4 separate regions of the Homo sapiens genome follow, and regions 2, 3 and 4 are each linked to region 1. Evidence: chromatin contacts called from ENCODE Hi-C or POLR2A ChIA-PET data. All regions are on one chromosome and are shown on one strand. The core of a region is the stretch at or near the end of the contact, and the rest is flanking DNA. Distances in the headings are between cores, read along the strand shown. Region 1 holds the start of LINC01798 (long intergenic non-protein coding RNA 1798). Region 2 holds the start of LINC01828 (long intergenic non-protein coding RNA 1828). Region 3 overlaps LINC02934 (long intergenic non-protein coding RNA 2934). Region 4 has its middle 74 kb from the start of ETAA1.

What was found. A loop is a pair of places that touch in the nucleus more often than their neighbours do. ChIA-PET counts read pairs that join two places held with the same protein, here RNA polymerase II (POLR2A). Pooled maps may share reads with other maps.
Region 2: a pooled map shows a loop between it and region 1 (2.5-fold over the local background). The contact joins the promoter of LINC01828 here to the promoter of LINC01798 in region 1. A Hi-C loop is called at or near these places in 1 of 168 maps with a recorded cell type or tissue (sigmoid colon) and 2 of 50 pooled maps. POLR2A ChIA-PET finds 5 or more read pairs at or near these places in 1 of 52 experiments (PC-9).
Region 3: a loop to region 1 is called in a map of A673, with 3 times the contacts of the local background. The contact joins the enhancer-like site here to the promoter of LINC01798 in region 1. A Hi-C loop is called at or near these places in 1 of 168 maps with a recorded cell type or tissue (A673). POLR2A ChIA-PET finds 5 or more read pairs at or near these places in 1 of 52 experiments (A673).
Region 4: a loop to region 1 is called in a map of PC-3, with 7 times the contacts of the local background. The contact joins the enhancer-like site here to the promoter of LINC01798 in region 1. A Hi-C loop is called at or near these places in 15 of 168 maps with a recorded cell type or tissue (A673, Caco-2, Calu3 and 12 more) and 18 of 50 pooled maps. POLR2A ChIA-PET finds 5 or more read pairs at or near these places in 2 of 52 experiments (H1 and WTC11).

The regions. Positions count from the first base shown.
Region 1 is chr2:66,572,616-66,576,058 of GRCh38, reverse strand. It overlaps LINC01798 (long intergenic non-protein coding RNA 1798), which reads right to left and starts at 2,029. Exons shown (of 6, transcript NR_110156.1): 1 at 1,894-2,029. It overlaps MEIS1 (Meis homeobox 1), which reads right to left. Exons shown (of 13, transcript NM_002398.3): 13 at 2,190-3,443. RefSeq lists enhancers at 340-795, 3,190-3,443.
Region 2 is chr2:67,084,793-67,088,391 of GRCh38, reverse strand. LINC01828 (long intergenic non-protein coding RNA 1828) reads right to left here and starts at 1,946. Exons shown (of 5, transcript NR_110564.1): 1 at 1,837-1,946.
Region 3 is chr2:65,989,606-65,993,244 of GRCh38, reverse strand. The region is part of intron 2 of LINC02934 (long intergenic non-protein coding RNA 2934); the gene reads right to left. Among named protein-coding and RNA genes, the nearest start is that of LINC02934, 200 kb to the right of the region's middle. Within about 2 kb of position 1,709, at least 2 of the 41 ENCODE cell types and tissues checked have a DNase peak (open chromatin) inside an H3K27ac peak, as active enhancers do; they include A673, where a contact is called at or near this core.
Region 4 is chr2:67,321,549-67,325,244 of GRCh38, reverse strand. No RefSeq gene overlaps it. Among named protein-coding and RNA genes, the nearest start is that of ETAA1, 74 kb to the left of the region's middle. Within about 2 kb of position 2,429, at least 8 of the 41 ENCODE cell types and tissues checked have a DNase peak (open chromatin) inside an H3K27ac peak, as active enhancers do; they include PC-3 and ascending aorta, where a contact is called at or near this core.

The DNA of each region.
Region 1 (3,443 bases), core at 780-3,279:
GGGAGACGCGAGAGGGAGGGGGAGGGCAGGGCTTGCGTTTTTCCTTTTCAGAATCCTTCGACTTCACTACGAAGTTTGCTGGTAGGCGCCTCTGCTCCGGGGTCGGAGCCTCCCACCAAGGCTCCTTCCCCTCCCCTTCTCCCCGCCCCCGCGAGCCGAAGCAGCCGCAGCCTCCACCAGGACCCGGCCGCCCGCTCGATCCCCCTGACCCGGACCCTGCGCCCAGGTTGCAGCGCCGCCCTCCCGGCCTTGCCCCCGGGCTCGGCTGGGGGCTCTTTTCCCCGGGGCGAAACTCGCCCGCCTGGCTCACTTCAAGGAGACACCCGCTGCCTCCCGAGGAACTCCTAATACCATCCATACAGCTTTAATGCGTTTATAATTCGATAAGTGATTTCAATTTGAAATTGTTAGTAACTAATTTTATGGGTAATTTTTCCACATCAAATATTTAAGCATCAGATTAAGGGAGCCAGTTCCGACACTGGATAATAAGGGGGTTTCCCCCACTCCCGCGCCTCCGCCTCCCTCCGTTTCCTACCGAGTCGTTTTTCGAAATCCCCAAAAGATGGCAGTCGAAGCCGACTTTCCTCTTTTCCTGTGGCTCTGCGAAGGGAGGGGGAGAGAGGAGGATGGGGGAGTGCGAGAGTGGGGGGCGGAGAGAGAGAGAGAGACAGAGAGAGAGAAGGAGGAGGAGGAGAAGGAGAAGAAAAAAAGGGGGGAGAGAAAAGCTAGACGGTGCATGGACTTTTCAGACGAATTCTTTCACACGTTTCTAATACAAGCGAAAAGCAGTGGTGAATTTCCTGGAAAAGTCCTGGCAGAAATGAAAGCCAAAAAACGTGCCTTGTGGCCTCAGGGTACGGGATGTGAGAAACTCAGCACATTCAAGCTAAATCTTCATTTTAGAACAGGAGAGGGAGAGGGAGACCCAGAGAGGAACCGACTCGACTGACTTTAGGGTCTTTCTTTGTATTTTAACATTGTATATAAATACTACACAACTAGGCAACGTGTTTCCTCGAGGACTGGACTCTGCGAATTACATAATGAGGGGAAAGAGGTAGGGGTGGGGAAGGGGAAGGGGTGGGGGCAGACTGCAGCGGGCGGAGGGGAGACTGGGGCGAGCAGCGGATGAATTGCAGACCAGTTGCCAAAACTTTTTTTTTTTCCCTGCTGCTGCTGCTGCGGCTGCCTTTGCTGCTGCCTTTGCTTTGAATGTGGGTAACTAGGAAACAGCAAGCCGTCTGAGAAGACGGAATTTCCAACGTGTAAAATGTTCTTAACGGAACCATTGAGCGAGTGCAATAAGGCGTGAGGGGGAACTAATCTTCCCATTTAAATGTTTGTGGCAATTTTATCTAAATGAATTTTAATGCTAAACGAGGGTAATTCCCCATTTGTAGCGCGTTTACTTCTCTTTCCTGTGCTTCTAAAGCAGTCGAACATCATGCAATGAACAATAACAATAAAAATACTGTCAAGGCATATTATTCATTTTGAATGTGTTATAATTACAGCTGATTAAATATGATAGGGTAAAATATTTTTAATTTTTTGAAAAAAAAATTTAAATCATATTAAAAAGTAGTCTCATTCAGCCAGAGCCAGCCCCCTTTCCACCCCCCCCCCACCCCCCCACCCCCCCACCACCAAATAAAAATAAAAACCAGGTACAATTTTGTGCCCTTGTTTAGAGGAGGGCGTTTTGTTTTTGCCTTTTAGGAAACATCAAAAACACTCTCAGCACCTCTATTATTTGCCTCTTTCGGATAAGTGTCCTCAATAACCTTCGAGCTGGCTCTGAAATTTACAAGAGGAAAAGCTAAAATAGCATTAAGAGGGGAGGGCATCGAGGCAGGGGAAGAAAGGAACTGCGAAGAGCGAGGCTCTCACCTAAATGGCTCACAGAGGGGGAACTCACGGAAATAGCAGTTTATTTTTTCTAATTCCTGGACACTGCTGATCTCGATTCTTCAGAGTCACCATATTCCCTAACTACTCTTCACTTGTAAACCTCCCTCCCCTAGCGCCTCTCTCTTTCTCTCTGTCTCTCCCTCTCGCCTCTCTCCCTCTCCCCACCACACCTCCTCCCCTTTCTTTCCCTCCCCCACCCATCCTGAGCCTCCTCAGGAATAAAGGCTGAAAATAACCAACTCACCCGGGCATGTACTGGAGAGGAGGAGCAAATAGACAGTTTATAAAGTTTATTATTAATTGTTAAAGTAAATAAATGGTTGTTAACTGCTAGCAACCACCTATCAAAAGAGAATGATTTCACTCACATCGACTATTTAGGTAGAGGAAGAATTGCCACTAGGTCAACAAGGGAGATTTAAACAATCCCATCTATGGGCTGGGGAGGGGTAGAAGCGCTGCCAGAGATGGCTGCAGTAGGCTGAGCCTTGCTCTCTGCGCATCCACGTGTTTAGAAACAAGGCCCCATCAGCAAAAGGTGAGAATGCATTGCTACTCCAGCAGGTGAGTCAGTCAATCACACATCACCTAGTAAAGCCAACCCACAGCTGGTTTCTCTTTTCGAATAGAAAATAGAATTGCTAAGGGCCGGTTTATAGGGTGACTTGGGCCTGAATGTCAGACTTGAGTTTAAGGCTCTCTCTCCTCCGACCCATCCTTTGTTTACAAAGCAATCACTACTGAAAGGCTTATTTTTTAAAACGAATTTGCCTTAATTAAAATATTTGTATATTTTCCTTAGCTTTGGGAAGCACTTTTTATAGCAGCAATTTTATTTAAATAAAATTATAAGCTATTCCAGCTTAAACATATTATTTTCTACCATTTAGCCGGCTGCCATGCAGAAATCTTGTACAGCTGTTCTGGAAAATTGGTTAATAACCAGTTTTATCCAATGAGAACATAGAGCATATTTATAAAAATTAGATTTTGAAGTCTGGTCTCTTCAATTCATGTAGTTAATTTCCTAATAAACATATACTGCTCATCCTAGGTAACATCCTTTAGTAAAAGACTTAACTTTGTACTTAGGTTTGCCTTTATGTGCAAGAATAATTTCACTGATATTAGATGAGTAATTCTGTTGGATGTAATTCTGAGTCTAGAGTTAGTTTAGTGCCTTTAGGCCTCAAATTTGCTGATATTAGGAGTTCATTAAGTCAGCTTAAAGAAATCAGTGGTTATTATTAAACAACTTACTTTGCGGTTAAAATTGTCAAATACATATATGGCTTAGGGAGCCAAAATTAATTTTTATATTTACTGTATTAATCTTTAAAAATCTGGGGGGCAGTAAACAAATTTTTCAAGCAGTGGAGTCAGCATGACAAAAATAATCTTGTTTTTATTTTAGATTCAGATTTCATTACTGCACTCAAACGACTACAACTGGGCTTGGCGTTATTATACAATCCAAACTGTTTCCATCAGAAACGCTAAGACTCAGTGTGCAATGATTGTTATTAATA
Region 2 (3,599 bases), core at 697-3,196, 510 kb before region 1:
ACCGACAGAGGAGATGGGAAAAAATAATAAGGTAGAAAAATAACCGGGGAAAATAGGTCCAAGATCTGGGTGCAGTCGCTTTGATGAAAAGAACAGACAACAACATCAAATGCTAAAGGGAACCATGATAATGAGGTCTGAGAAGAATTAATTAGATTTCATATTTAAAGATAACAGGTGACTGTGATAACAATAATTTCAGGAGAAAGCTTGTGATAAAAGCCAATGGGAACTCAAGTGAAATATAAGTCTAAGTAGGGAAGCACTAGTCACAGTTGCATTGAGGCTGGGAGATAAACTAGAAGGTTGTGGGGAATCCAGGCAATAAATTAAGAAAACTTGGGCTAAGGCAGCGGCAGTGATGGTGAGAGAGCATGGATAGCAAAGTTTTGAGGTACATATGTGAAGTATTTGGTGACTGAGTAGACTGTAGGGCATAGGGCTGAACACAGCCAAGAAGTGAGACGTGTTGAAGGTGTCCTGGAGAATTCTATCTAGCCTGCGAGACTGAGGGACAGATGAGTCATCAAATAGTCTTAGAATACATGAGATGGAACAATTCGGGGGAAAACATATGATTTCCATTTTGGACATGGGATGTGTGAGATGGCTAACATGTGATAGTCTATTAGAAATATCTAGGAAACTCTTGGACTTATGAAGCTTAAACTTAGAAGAATGGAGATGAAAACACAGATTTGTAATTTATCTACATATGGAAAGATAAAGTTACACAAATAAAATAGTATATATGGCTTTCCACACAGGGAAGGGACTGTCCTACAAAGACTGAAGAATCCAGGCATGAAACATGATGGCAAAGGACCTTAATGTAACTGTATTTGGAGGGAGGACCTTTAAGGGGTAATTAAGGTTAAATGCAGCCATGAGGGTGGGATCCTGAGCCAATAGAATTAGTCTCTTATAAGAAACACCGGAGATATAACAGAGACAATTACCCAATTCTTTACCAAAGAGATTCTTCTGTTCTTACATGGGTAAAGGCCTGAAAGACTTCTGTGTTCTTTTAAACTAGGGTGGAAAGACTTGCAAGAAAAGTAGAAAAAGCCTGCCTTGAAAATTCTCCTACAGTTCCCAAATCTGTAGCTATAAATGAACTGCAAGATAGGGCAGACTTCATTCTGTAAACAAGAAATAGTTCTCAGACAAAAAAGACTTGCATTTGGCTCTAAAATGAACATTTATGGGGCTTGATAAATTACCTTTTTTTCTCCCTACTCCAAGATATCTGGCTTTCTCTGCTTTTACACGTTGCCTCTGATTAGGGCTTTACATTAAATGTATTTTTTTTTTTTTTTTTTTTGAGACGGAGTCTCGCTCTGTCCCCAGGCTGGAGTGCAGTGGCGCCATCTCGGCTCACGGCAAGCTCCGCCTCCAGGGTTCATGCCATTCTCCTGCCTCAGCCTCCCGAGTAGCTGGGACTACAGGCGCCTGCCACCGGGCCCAGCTAATCTTTTGTATTTTCAGTACAGACGGGATTTCACCGTGTTAGCCAGGAAGGTCTCAATCTCCTGACCTCGTGATCCACCCGCCTCGGCCTCCCAAAGTGCTGCAATTACAGGCATGAACCACCGCACCCGGCCCATTAAATGTCTTTTATACCCCACCTCACCCATGCTACCTTTCTTCAGCTGCTTTTTATGAAGATAGCTTGGAATGTGATTTTGTGCTTCTCTTCCTTCAAAGGAAGAAATGTAGATTTGTTTAGCCTGTTTGAAGCAGACACTAGATACATACTGATGGGCTTGTATTCATCTCCTCGAGCTACCAAAATGAAATACCATAGACTTAAACAACAGAAATTAATTTTCTCACAGTTCTGGAGGCTAGGAGTCCATGATCAAGGTCTGGCAGGGTTGGTCTCTGGTAAGGGCTGCCTTTCTGGTTTGTAGACTATGGCCTTCTTGCTGAGACCTCACATGGCCTTTCCTCTGTGGCTCTCAGAGCAGAGAGAGAAGGAGAGGGAGATGGGAAGAGGGGAGGGGAGGGGAGGGGGGGGGAGAGGAAGTCTCCTCTGGTGTTTCTTATAAGAGACTAATTCTATTGGCTCGGGATCCCACCCTCATGGCTGCATTTAACCTTAACTACCTCTTAAAGGTCCTACCTCCAAATACAGTTACATTAAGGGTTAAAGCTTCAACATATTAATTTTGGGTGAACACAGTTCAGCCAAGGTGAGCAAGAGCTCATCTTGCTGAGATAATTCAAGAGGCAGAAGAACCCAGCACCAAATGGCTGTGGGTCTTGAGTACCTGTTTAAGTTTTTAAGAGGATTATGGAGAGTCTCCTAAGAACTTAAAAGGCTGCTCGTTGACTTTATTCTTTTTTTTTTGATATTTTAGACAGTTGGTCTTTGTAAACACTTTAAAGTTACGACAATACCCCATTTTTTAAAGTTAATGTGAATAAACATTTATTATTTACCAACATAAATAATTAATTTGTACTGTAACTTTATGCAGGGCTGACTGTCTCTTAATCACAGTGAACCCTCAACAATAACATGGAACATCTGTAAGGAGTATTTACATTGAAAGAATGCAAGAACATCAGCTTAAACTATAAGATCATTGAAAACTGAGCATGTCAGAGGACAAAGAACTTTTTGAAAAGGCTCTTTGAGCTTATGGCTACTCCCAGGGAAGAGTCCTGCAAACCGTATAAGCACTCCCTGGACACCCTGTCTGGTGGGAAGGTGGAGGCCATTGGACCCTAGTGGGAGGCTCAAATAAGAGGGCTGATAATGGCCACAGCTGTAACCCTGGCCTTGACCCTTGAATTCTGTCCCAATGCACCTCTTCAGCATTTGTGATTAACCCCAAGAAGAGGAGGAAAGCACAAAAAGCTGAAAGATAGAAACAATTAAAGGAGTGCTGGAAGAGTCTGAAAGCACATGGCTCTCTCATTTGTGCTTTAACAATAAAGAATAAAGCCAGTGGGAAGAGAATTCTCTCCTCACCTTCACGCAGCAGCTGTGGGAGCAGACCCGGTGAGATTATACCAGCATGGCTGAGGTCATGAGAGAAAAATGGGAATGTAGCTGCAGCCACTAGCATCAGGCAGTGGCGGAGGTCAGGAGTAATGAGAAGAGAGGAGAGGAAAGCCCCAGGAAGCAGCTAAGGGAATTCTGAAGAGGTCTTTGAGAGTGCTTGGGAGAGATCCCAGGAACCCTTGGAGAAGAACTGAAATGATCGGAGTCATCAACATTTCCCCCAGTGGGCTATATGCCTGAGAGTGCTACAGTTACGGCACAGTGTGTTCAAGCTTCTTCCTTAGAGTGGTAAGGGCAGGGTTCTAAGGTGTGCAGTTGCTTGTAGATTTTTAGAAGGTCTGACTGCAATGTTGGTGCTAGTTCTAGTGCACGAATCTCAAGGAGGCAGGCCACATCCATTTAACTGTCTGTCTACTGTACCTAAAAAGCACACCACATAGGCACAACAGTACAATCACTGAAGAGAATCTTTTTATAGCCTGAGCTAATCAATGGTGGCCAGGTTGCAACTCTTGAAGACCATAGAAGCAGAGAATGATGTGATTCAACAGCTGGAGCATGAAAGATCTTGCTATTCATATGAATG
Region 3 (3,639 bases), core at 460-2,959, 580 kb after region 1:
ATAGTATAATGATATTACATAGTATAATAGTATTGATAGTACAGTAATAATATACTATTAATAATTATAATAATTTACTACCCCTCTATTCTCTGCAGCTTTTACCTATACAATCTCTAATATAAAAACCTGTAGAATACCTATTATTATTCCATTTTACACATGAAGAAACTAAGAATCAGAGAGCCTAATTAATTTACCCAAGTTCCCAGAGCAAGAAACAGGTACACTGCAGCTCCAAACCCAAGTCTGAATTCTTTCTCCCATTCTATTCTGCCTCACAAATCATCCCAAATCAGTCCCTGAATGTTCTCTTGCCTAAATCTTCAACCCTAAGTATACTAAAATGTATAGCCAGAAAGAATTTTAGCAGTTTTGTTTTTGTTTTTTTGTTTTTGTTTTACACCAGTGCTGACAGTCAACCAGCCACACTTAACTGACTACTATTCATTATTACTTGGGGGGATAAACAAAGAGGTGAATAGAAAAAAGAAAAGATCATTAATTCTTTCTTTCTTTCATTCATCAAATATTTATTGAGTGCTCATCATATGCTGGTCACTGTTCTGGGCATTGAGGATGAAGAATGAAATAAAACAGAAAAAAATCTCATTCCTCATGGAACACCGATTCCAGCCAGTCACTGTCCTCAGTGGTCCTTACTCTTGTTACAGGTACCCTCCCCCACCACCCCCCATCCTCGACACACACACACACACACACACACACACTCATAGAGCCTTTCCCACCTCTGCAAATGGCAATCGTGTTCTCTGGCCCCCAGGTTCTGAAGAGAGACAGGCTGCCCTGTAAACACAGCATCCGCAAATGATGTCCAGGGACTGGATTTTTATAGGGCCTAGAAAATTGTACCCCTATGGCTATTTGAGAGAACCTGCAGCCATCATTTCCCTTAGTCAGGGGGATGTAGAGATAAGGGAAGAAAGCAGATGGCAGGCAAGCTGCAAAATACCATGGCTGAATCACACGTGCTCAAAAAATGAGCTGCTCTACCAGACCTCAGCTGAAAGCTACCAAGCTGAATCTAAGGGTTATGTTGAGATATTGTCTTGCAACCTCAGCCCTCAGAAATGGTTGTGTTTCCTTTGAATGCTGTCTACCTCTCCTCCCACGTGGGCAGAGCTCCTCATTGCCAAGCCTATTTTTACGGTTCATCTCCAAAACAAGTACAAAATAGTGTGGGTCTCAGATGAGTCCTCCCTCTCACTGGCCACTGGAACACCATCTGCAAGTTGAGTGGGAACAGTAAACACTGCAGGTTAAGTAACTTATTACTAATATTTTCCTTGAGCTCTGAAACTTTTTAAACAAACAACAACAACAATTGTATCATAATAACCTTCCAGAGGTTAACAGCCGGCAGGTGGTCCAGCTCAGTTGAAATGCAAACCAGACAGCTGTTTGATTATAAACTGTTGATTCTTAATGGTGATCTGGGGAAAACTTCTTGCTGAAAAAGGGTCTTCTCTTAAAAATCCCTAATGAAACAACACATAAATGTCAAAATGACAAAAATAAGGAAGTGTGTCATAGACTAAGCATTTTAATGTCCTTTCTGGCTTCCTCCAGAGTGTATGTACTCTAGACCTAGCCACATTTAATGGCACAGATTCCTAAAGAGGCGGTGCGCAGCATGAATTTTTACGACCCAAATAAAACTTGGAGAGTCACTTTCCCTGCCATAGTCAGTGTCCTCAGCAGATGTGTGGGAGGCTCGTGTTTCAAACCAGCCACCGAGCCAGCACTTTACCTGGACCCAGAGGCTATGCAAAGAGTGAACATGTGAGGAGGATATTAGGAAACGGAGTAGTGTAGCATTATCCTGTCTGTCTCCAAGCCATTAAAACCTGGTGGGGATTCCCCTGGGAACCCTTGGTAAAATTAGAGAAAATTCCAAGGACTGATAAAATGGTTTGAGAATGGAGGATAAAAAGTTTCTAGTCAAAACCTTATATTAACACCACAGGGCCCCACAGACTGATGGCCATGACTGTTTTCTTCCCCTGATGATGAAATGAGACAAAAGAAAATCACTCTTTAAATCCATATTTAATTACTTGTCTATTACATTACAATCAGAAACATTTCAGAAAGTTTGCAAAGAAAAAAAGTCAATCTCATGTACCTCATAGATATGTGCATAAAAATATAAAAATTGTTTTAAAAAGAAAAGAGTCAGACTTTTTTATACTAAAATCTATGGCAAGGGGTGAAATGCAAAAACCTTAGGACAGTAAAGAAAAACAAACTGATATGACAACCATCTTTTTTAAAAAAAAAAACAGAAATAAGGAACAAAAATGAACAGCGTAAAAGGGAGAAGTTCGTATCTCCTAGCTTAGTTGCAATAAATTAGTAGAAACTTGAGATCACAGGGTGTGAAAAAAAGATGTTACTTGGTTTTGCTCCATGTTTGATGGGGTTTTCTGACCTGACCAAGGGCAAGAGCAAGGGGTAGCAATGAGCTGGACACCCTGGGATAGGATGGGTAGGAACAGAAGGAAGCACCCAGCATGCTTAGCAGGCCCTAAATACCTTCTAATACCATCAAAGGAAAAACAGAACTAGAAGGAGTTAAAGCGCTAAAATGAGATTTTATTCAGAAAAATTATTGCAATGAGTGAAAAGGGACCTCAGTACGGAACTAGGCTCAATTCTCAACACAACAAAGAAAAGTGGGAATTTGTAGCCAAGGAGTGGGTTGGGGGAGGCAGGGGGATATGGATGGAAAATTCCTAAGAGCAAACATGAAGGGACGGGGGACTCTGGCTAAACAAACCTAACAGGACTCTTGCTGAAGGCAGGCAGGGTGACCAGACATCACCTGGGAGGCGGTGGAGGGTGAGGAACCTGGTCAGATACGGAGGGGGTCAGAAATCCAGGATGGGGTATTCTGGCTAAACTTAATAGGATTCTTGCTAAAATTGGACAATACAGGGATGAATACAGAAGCCTAAAAGTGAAGATCCATTGGAAAAAAGATTCAGAGGAGCCTGATTAAAATTTGTTCAAGGACAGAAACTTTATCACTAGCTTGTAGAAAGAGGGATACAAGGGTGGTAGTGATACATTCTGATAAAACAGTCTAAATCCTTTTGAGGGCTTTTTAATTTTACCATACCAGAACCAAACTAGGGTTGCTTCTTAATTCCTGAAGCCTCTGAAGGTGAGACAAAATATAATTTAATAAATATTTATTGATGCTTGGCATACAATATATACTCTGCTAGGCAATATGGAGCTACAAAAACCAAGTCAATTCTATCCTGTCGTGTTCACTATTATACTCCAGGACTCTTAGAATGATGACTAGCACATAGTAGGTGCTCAATAAGCATTTTTATGCTAAACAAAAAATCAAGGACAGTTCTTGACCTCAAAGAGCTTTCAACCCCCAAGAAGGAAAAACACATGAATAATGAACTAGAAGAGAAAACATAAAGGCAAGAAGATTCTTCTCTGTACTTTACTGTCAGGTTTGTTATATTTGTATCTGCTATGTAGTTAAGGAGCTTCCAGGAATGCTACATGGGGGAGGGACACTTTGAGCTTGACCTGAAAGTTTGAGAAGGATTTCAACAACGAAGGTTAATTCCAGAGACACAGTAAGTTAAGAAA
Region 4 (3,696 bases), core at 1,180-3,679, 750 kb before region 1:
TTGTTGCCTTAGCAGAATGACGCATCATCCATAAAAAATGTGAATGTGAGGACGGTGGGACCATCCTGGCACACTGAGCAGCAGGGACCTCCGAGCCCTCAGATGTCATCCAGCCAGGTGTGTGGGGGCCACTCGCCATGCACAGCTTCTCTCAGCAGAGGTGAGCTAAGAGGAGGGAGAGGATAAATGTGTTATCACATGCTGCCCATTGCTTATCACACAGGGAGCCCACATCTCCAAGTCCAGTGCATTTACTTGATATGACTTACCTTAGTTCCTTTTTTACCCGGGTGGAATGCTCAGGGGGAGGAACCGAGACACATTATTTGGTTTCACTGACATAATATTGAGCAGAAAAAGACGAATTCTCCTTCCCACCTCCTTTCCTTCTCTTCTTTTCTTCTTCTTCGTCTTCCTCCTCCTTCCCTTCCCCCTTCCTTTTCTTCTTTAATAAAACATCCATTTATGTACCAGAACTTAGTGAAACTGCTGAGGTAGTCAAGCCTGTAAATTGAACCGGTCCCTTTTACCTCCAGAAAATATGAACGCATCCTTCTGCCACGGGGCTGGCACACATGGCGGGATTATGCTACCGTTAACAGGAAGGCAGGAAAGTACATTATCACTTCAGGGCTGTCATTACCAGAGGGTTTCGCTGTGAACTATAGCATTCAGGGCAAGGCAGGCAGTGGAAAAGGGGGGCTGGGTGGGCAGGGAAGAAAAAAAGAAAATGTTGTTGTTGTTTTTCTTCCCTTAACAGGCTGACCAGAATGGTGGTGATATGAAGAGTTGGGGAATTCGACTTGAATACAAAACATAACACTGCTTTCACTTAAAAAGGTGATGACAACAGCTACCTCCTTCCATTATCCTGTAGGTACATATTTGGAAAAAGACAGGCTCAGCCACACCTGATGGCTTCAGCTAATCAATTCATGTTCATCTTAAATCTGTCAAGACAAGATCACCTATTTAGTGTTAAGCTTAAAGGGATATATTTTGTGCCAGTGAAATCTCAAAGAGATCAGTTCACTACACATTTTTTTTTTCTTGCTCCTCATAGAACAAACCCATTTTAAGATTATTTTTCCTCCTTGGTATAAATTTTAAAATTTATTTTAAACAAATCACTTATTTAATATCATAAATTACAGCAATAAAATGACCAAGAGATGAGAGTGCGTTTGACTTTTTAGGTTAGTTCATAAAACAGTTGCAAAGTTCTATATCTAAGTAGCGTTATTGCGATCTTATAACGGCAGAACTTGGGGATAGGCAGTGGAGTGAAGTTCAGAATCTTGGGCTTTGTTTTCTTCAGTCCTTCTACAAAGTTGCTTAGCACAGATACTGAACTCTTAGAGAAGTTACAATCATTTTTAATCCGTTTCTTCACAGTCTGTTTTTTGTCTGGATTCTGTTGTACAGCATAACAGATAAGCAGATCCCTAATGAGTTCAGAGCCAGCCAGTTAGTTCCTGGATATGTTACAGGTCCTTGTTAATCCAGTTAGGTATAGCAGGTTACTCATTTTTCCCATTTCTGCCCTTCACCTTGCCCTCCACTAAGATTTCTAATTTTATTGCAGAAAGATCTACCTTTTAGCAATGAAGAAATCATTATTATTTTTAAAAAGCAATAGTGGTGAGAGTAATTCTAGGCAAAGTATTACAGAAAAAGTAAACAGCATGAGATGGTGGTTCTACGATTCCCTACAAGACCATCTGTTTTCCCAATGAAAAATCTAGTGCTTCCTCGAGTTATGTTTTAAAAGGCTTAAGCAATCATTCAGATAATCAGACTTCATTGCTATGAAATTTCATCAAACTGTACTCAATCCTTGAACTCATATCTGGGTCCATTTTGCCAATCAGATAAAACTTCCTAGGCTTTTTCCTAGAGGCATGAGTGGTTAACTTGATCTTATTGCACTGCAAAAGATTTTGTGCTACACATCATTTTTCATAAAAGCTATTTGTTGTGTTAGGAGAACTCCAGAGAGACTGCTTGTTAGAATAGATTTTGGGGGTGGGGGTGGGCCAGCGCTGGTTCTGCTATGTCACTTTGGACCAAATGAAAATTCTTAGAAATTCTTACAAATTAACCTCAGAGGACATGAGGAGGCAAAAAGGTGATACAGAGGAAATTAGTGTCTTGGTAAGTAAAGATGTTATTTCTCATGAACAGACCAATAATTATAAAAAAAAAAAAACCAAAGAAATCTATAATTTGGAAGCACTGAATTCCTTTGTCTTAAGATTGTCACTTGCTTCTTCTTTCAGTTGGCATAGGGGTTAAAGCCACCTGACTCCTTTTTTTTTTTTCCTTTGTAAAGGTCAGCCAACGCATGCCCACTCTTGTCCACATGAGCACAAACAGCCTTTGCGTTGAAAAAGCACTAGGTGGTGCCCATTTTCTTTGCTGGTGAAAGGGCTGGATTCCCCAAGGGAGTCACTCTGGGCAAGTTCACCAGGCCCTGGCCCACATAGCACAGTGCACTTCTCTCACAGATGACCAGGAGCATGGTGTCACAGTCTGTCCCTTCCCTGATGCATCCTGGGGCTTGCCTGTTTTAGGAAAGAGCTTTGATTTGGGGATACAGTGTTTTTACATGTGAGGATAGGAGTAGAGGAGGGTGGTGGCAAAAAGCTTCGAGTGTTCCCTTTGAAAATGAAAGATAAGAGGAATAAAGGCTGCAACACTGCCATCTGCATTTGTAAAAAGTCATAGTATATCTCTGCCAAGGCTCTCCTCCTGCCAGATCATCTGGACAATGCAGTGCACATGCTAATTTTATTTTTTCCCACTTTTGCCTGTAATCAAACTGTGGAAATAAGGCAAATGAAGGTTAATCTTAAATTTCAATTTGTCTCTTCACAAAAATAATTATTTGTTGAATAAAGCATGGCTAAATTGAAGATTTTGCATGCCCATGTCTCCCCCCCAATACCTACCATTTGAAGAGGTGGCTTTATACTACTGAGTTCTTTCCTTTAAAAAAAATCTTATTAGGCACGCTTAACAGATTGTTGCTTTGTGTTCAAGGAGAGCAGATAACTGGCTAAGAAGATTTTTTTTTCCAGAATAATTTTATCCAGGCGATATGCCCATCGGATCTGTTTTAGAATGTAGAACTATTTAGAAAGTTTTTGTTCTTGTAAAGATCTGGTAGCAGCAATTGAGCATAATCATGTTATTGTCATAAAAAGAAAAGAAAAGAATATAACAATTTTTTTCTAGTAGACATATGTCTTGTCTGTCTATAACCTATTCCCTGAAATTTGGCCTAGTAGAGTTAGTTTGTTCAAATATATTTATTTTGTTTTAGAGAAAGCAAGAAAATTGTTTTTTTGAATGCCAAAGAAATAGATTCTTGTAGTAAAATCTTAATCTTGTTTCACAGGTTGGTGAACCATACTCCAACAGAAAGGGGACATAAGACTGTAAGTAGTTTTAAAAAGTTGAACTAAGAGAAAAGCTTTATTATGAAACTATGAGGATTATTTCTGTGCACTGGCTGCCCCGTCATATGTCGTGGCATGTGGCGGGTTGACTGCTCATTAATTCTATTTATATCAGTATGATAATCCACCCCACTGAGTATGCATGTGTTAAAATATTCATAAATTATGTTTATTGTGACCAAATATACATTAAATGCCAAAAGAAGACCATTATTTAAAGACAAAACCAGTCAAC